2 separate regions of the Homo sapiens genome follow, and region 1 is linked to region 2. Evidence: chromatin loops called from intact Hi-C (ENCODE). Cell type or tissue: heart left ventricle. All regions are shown on one strand.

Region 1 (2,500 bases), 370 kb after region 2:
GAATCAGACACCTCCATATGCTGCTGGGTCTCCAGTAGGAACCAAGGTATAGAAGCACAAGTGGCCCTACCTAACATCATTTTCAATGACCCACTAGGGGGCTTTTCTTTTTGTCCCTTTAACTCTGGGCTCTGCAGGATTAGAGGTCCCAGTTCCAAAAGGGGACACACCCTTGCCAAGGGACACAGCAAGATTTCCATTAAACTACCAGCCTCAGCTGCCCTCTGGGCACTTTGGCTCTTTATATTCAGGACCAGCAGGCAAGAACAGGAGTCATTGTCCTGAAAGGTGTCATTGGCCCTGACCAGCAGAAAAAGGTGAGGCTTACACCTCTTTCTTATACAATTGAGAGGAACATTTACAGAACTCAGGTGATCTGCAGGGGCACTTCCTGTTACTCCTTTATCCAGATGTGACTGTGAATGGACAAGTGCAGCCATCCTGATCTGAGAAAAGTGTGATTATCAGGGGTCCAGACCCCTCAGGAATGGGAGTTAGAGTCAGCTCAGTAGGTAAGCCACGGAGGTGGTAGCTGAGGAAGCAGGGAATTTAGAATGGACATTGGGTGGGGAAGGTGGGGATAGTGAATACCAATTGGAGCCCCTAAGCTCCCTCTTCTCAGTTTCCCCTTAGGAAGAGAGGCTCACTGGGACCCCAAAGAAGCTGCTCTGCAAGTGTATATGGTGATACGAAGCCACACAGCACAAGGGTGGATTGTGGCAACCATGGAGGTTTACTGCTCATAACACCCTTGAAGGAAGAACTTGCTGGCAGCCTCAGCTGTTAATGAATTCATGATCTGCCTTCACTTTCAAGCCGAATCTGCATTCTTCCAAGGTAACCCCCACCCAGTGACTGAGCACAGTAAGGACACTAGGGCCTGGCCATTTCTGTGGGTTTCTTTAATGAGCAATCTTTGCTCTGGAGCTCCCCGTTGGGTTGGCTGAGATTTTGTCAGATCTTCATCATGGACTGAGGTTCCCACATCTGGAACCTTCACTATAAGAAAATCAGGACATGGAATTTTTGGCTTTCCAGCCTGTGTAGTACAAGAAAGCATCCAAGAAGGAGGGAGAAGGGAGGCGGAGCACTAATCTACCATGTACCTCAGCCAGTTCACCGTGTCCCATGAGGAAGAAGGGAGCAGTGGTTTCTGGAAAGCCACAGGTGAAGGCATTTCCTGGCTTGAAAACAGAAATGGAACCAGGAAAGAGGAGAGAGAAAAGCATAGCCCAGTGGAGCATGCAAGCAGGTCCGATGTGGACAAGCTTTTCTGTCTTTTTGGAATCCCTATCAAATGCTGCCCTCTGATGTTTGTGGAATAAACTACTTTTGAGAAATGTGAAAACAGCCTCATAAGAGAATGAATCTAGCTGTAGTTTCCTGGGATAAATAGCTCTAGATGTCTGAACCTCATGGAAACCAGGAAAAATCCACCAAACTGGGCACCAAAACTACTTCCAAATGATTGGGTCAACTGCCATACAGATCAAGTTTTACCGAGGTGCTATTAACTTAGACCTCTAGGTATAGCTTATCTTTTCTTCCACAATCAGAGTGGGGGCAGTCTTAAGCATTCCTCATGGTTCATGGAATGATCAGAAAGCACATGGTAAATTATGAATCATTTGTACAAACTATGAATCCAAATGAAGTCTTCCAATAAAAGCGTTTAATTTATTGCCAGTATTATTCATATCACTTCTCTTTATAATCTGTCTTTACAAGGTCCCCCCAACCATACCACCATCATAAATGTTGATTAGGAAAAGAGTGACATCACTGATTTTCAGAATGTTAAGTGCCAGTAGGGAATAACTTTATGTCAACAAACAAAGTTTCTGTTTCTGAATATAATATTGCCCAGTACAGCCAAGGAATGAAAGTCACAATGTTTAAAAGTATCACATCTCTAGCTGTCAGTTGATACACAAAACACTTGTCAGAGTTACAGATTAAACAGTAAATAAAAGCCAAGAATCAGGAGATGACCCTTGGGCATGCCAAGCATGCTCCTGCCTCAGTGCACTTACGTTTTCCTCTGCTTGCAACACACTTTCCCTCAATATCACATCCACAGGAGTGTTCTCTCATCTTCCTTCCAAGCTGCTAAAGTGGTAAGGTCCAGGGTCTATGTTCACAGAAGTTTAAGTCACAGTCACATCTTTCTATTCCCCCTTTATCCCCCATGGTCATTTTGTGGCCAATTGGAACTGTGGCTTGGGATCTTTGGATGGAGGAAGGTGGGTTAGAAGAGGCTTCACTGTAGACAAATTTATGTGAGTTGTCTCTATTGGGGTTGGAAGTCAAAAGCACATTTATTGTGTTAGTTTGTTTCCCTTTGCTAACCTTCCTTCAGTATATGCCTTCCTTTTCTATTTATTCTTTGGCAGGATTTAAATATTCATGGGTCTCTGGGCCTAGTAATTTCTTTTTTTTTTCAGACGGAGTTTCGCTCTTGTTGCCGAGGCTGGAGTGCAACGGCGCGATCTCCAGCTCA
Region 2 (2,500 bases):
CCTTTCACAATTTACCACCAGTTCCGCCTGAATCCTTTAACTCCTAAAGCATCTATTCTCTAGGATAAGGCATGAGAATCACTGGGTGGGGATTTTATCTAAACCACACATACTCCCCTGACACTGTGATCTCCCACCCCCATCCCACAGCCTAGGTGAAAACGCCACAGAGAGCATATCATATTCTTATGTTGCAATTGGGCAATTGCCACTCCCCTCACCAAAAAAGAGGGAGGAAGGAAAGAAGGGAGGAAACGATTTTTCTTAAAGCTACCCACTGCTAGGACCAGGATGGTGAAATCACAGTTAATAACAGTGCACCAAGCTTCAGAGTTCAGGAATGCCTCTGGCCTCCTGGGGAGATGTCCAGCAGCTGTGCCTAATTTGAGTCTCTGTCACCACCTCCAGCCCCCACCCTCTCCTGGTGGCTGCTCTTGGTCTCAAGCACCCTTCCTTATCCTATTTTGTAATCCCTCCCCTGACACTTAACCTGTCACAGGGACACTGTGAAGGTCAAAGGTCTTAAGAGTGGTTAAAACTTGCCAAAATGTTAAGCATCAGTTATTATGAAATGAGGGGCCTAACAGCAAGGCACAAGGGGCGTCTGACCAACCCAAGTTGGGAGAGAGCCCAACAGCATCTCATTCCCATTGCTTGCTCTCTAATGCATCCTAACAAGAACCAGGACTGCCCTTTCTCTGTTATACTCTAGCCAACTTTTACCACACTTATGTAAACAGACAGATCATTTTATTCAATAATTCTTATTTCATCCATAATAGCTCGGCTAGGCAATAGGCTTAAAGGAGGTAGGATACTTGGCTGAGCTGGAACCTTCCAGGTAGAGGGAGATACCAAGCCAAAGCCTCAGGGTGGGGACTAGCCTCCTTAATTCCCTCTTCAATCAGGTTTTCCAGTTGCTGTCTACCTTCAATCAGGTTTTAAAGAGCTGTCTACCTTCAAAATTTCACTCTCAACTATCCTTAACTTTGGTTTTAGTTACTGCTGGTTGACAATGAAGTTAACCTCTACTGAAAATGTTCACTACTACTGTGGGTGATTAGAAGCCAATGTGTCTCAAAACATGCCTGTTAAAATACAGGTTTCTGGGCCTTCAGGACTCAGTAACTGGCATTTCACTGGCTTTCCAAGTGATGGTTAACTCAAGTACAGAAACAGCAGATTGAACCACATAGATATTTCAATTGTAGTCATTTATGTATTGGTCCTATATATATTATACAAAATGCTTCTATAGGATAAATTTGTATTTTTCCCACAAAACAAATTAACAGTAAGTTTTGAGTGGTATGATAATCTACAAATGTGTGACTTTACAGGTTGGATAATCGCATTAAAATTCCTATGCATACATAGAGGGACAGGGAGCCTCGTATCCGATTTAAGAGAGAATGTGATTTTCTTAAATCAAGAAATAAGATGATTTTCCACCATCTTTGCATCAACAGAACAACAAGCAAAATAAAAAGCAAACGCCTCAACAGAAAATACACTTTCATTCAAAGTGAAAGGGCACCATCTAGTGACCAAAAATATAAATTATCAGTGGGCACAAAGACACATGAGCATGCATGCAGAGACAGTCACCAACATGTAACACGTTTACCTCCAGGGTCTGAATCAGTGCTTTTTTGGAAAGTGGTTCTTCAAATAGTCAAGCTTAATAAGGACAGAGAAAAACAAACATGACAAAATTCTGGTTTAGATTGCTAAAGTGGCTAGCAGCATTGTGTTTTTCATTCCCTTTTTGGCTCTTGCTTAAAAGATGCATACAAGATGTGTCCTTTTTTCCAGGTTGATCTTAATTTATTCATTTCAATTCCTGAAATACAGGTCTCTGTTTTTCAATGACTGTTAACAGTTTACAATTCAAACATGTCTGTGTAATACCAAAAGGGATTAAGATTTCCTTTAGACCCACTCTGCAAATACTTGACAGAGAAAAGTCAAAGTATTAACCACATTAATAAACATAAATTGAGGAAAAAGTCAGCTATAAAGAGGGTTAGAAGATGGCATAACAGAAAAATAGGAAATAAGCGTAGAGCTTCTCCCTCCCAAAATTAATTGCTTTGAAGAACTCAATTTAGGCATAAAGGTTTTGAGACATTTACTCTTAAAAAAAAATTTACTACTTTAAAACCAATCCTCAAGTTCCCTGAACACAGGGGTCATGTTTAATTTGGTTTTGTAACTACCACAGTGCCAAACAAGTGGTAGATACTCAATAAGCTGTTGCTGAATGAACGGATGGCACCTATAATTTAGGAAATGGCTAAATACAGAGAGAGGAGATGGAAGTCTATAGAAAGAGTCTAAAGCTCATATCCTAGGTGACTGTGTGTGTGGTACTTTCCAAAAAAGTTCTGAGTTCAAATATTCTGATCTTAGCACCTCTTTAAAAATACAAAAAAACTGTCAGATATTCATCTCAATTTTTGGTTTTTAGATTCCTGTCCTACCCGTCTGCTCACATCCC

What was found. Peaks named below come from ENCODE experiments on the same cell type or tissue, not always from the same donor. Only the 100,000 strongest peaks of a DNase experiment are listed, where the experiment ranks them.
Region 1: a loop joins it to region 2, with 3 times the contacts of the local background. A loop is called at or near these places in 12 of 110 quality-filtered maps.

What each region holds. Positions count from the first base shown.
Region 1 is chr10:58,413,530-58,416,029 of GRCh38, reverse strand. No RefSeq gene overlaps it. Among named protein-coding and RNA genes, the nearest start is that of TFAM, 29 kb to the right of the region's middle. In heart left ventricle, a CTCF peak has its summit at 1,316 (motif pointing left); no DNase peak of the experiment used is centred here; H3K27ac peaks cover 288 bases.
Region 2 is chr10:58,781,117-58,783,616 of GRCh38, reverse strand. All of the region lies in intron 3 of BICC1 (BicC family RNA binding protein 1), which reads right to left. Among named protein-coding and RNA genes, the nearest start is that of LINC00844, 220 kb to the left of the region's middle. In heart left ventricle, a CTCF peak has its summit at 1,550 (motif pointing left); a DNase peak (open chromatin) is centred at 386; H3K27ac peaks cover 1,431 bases.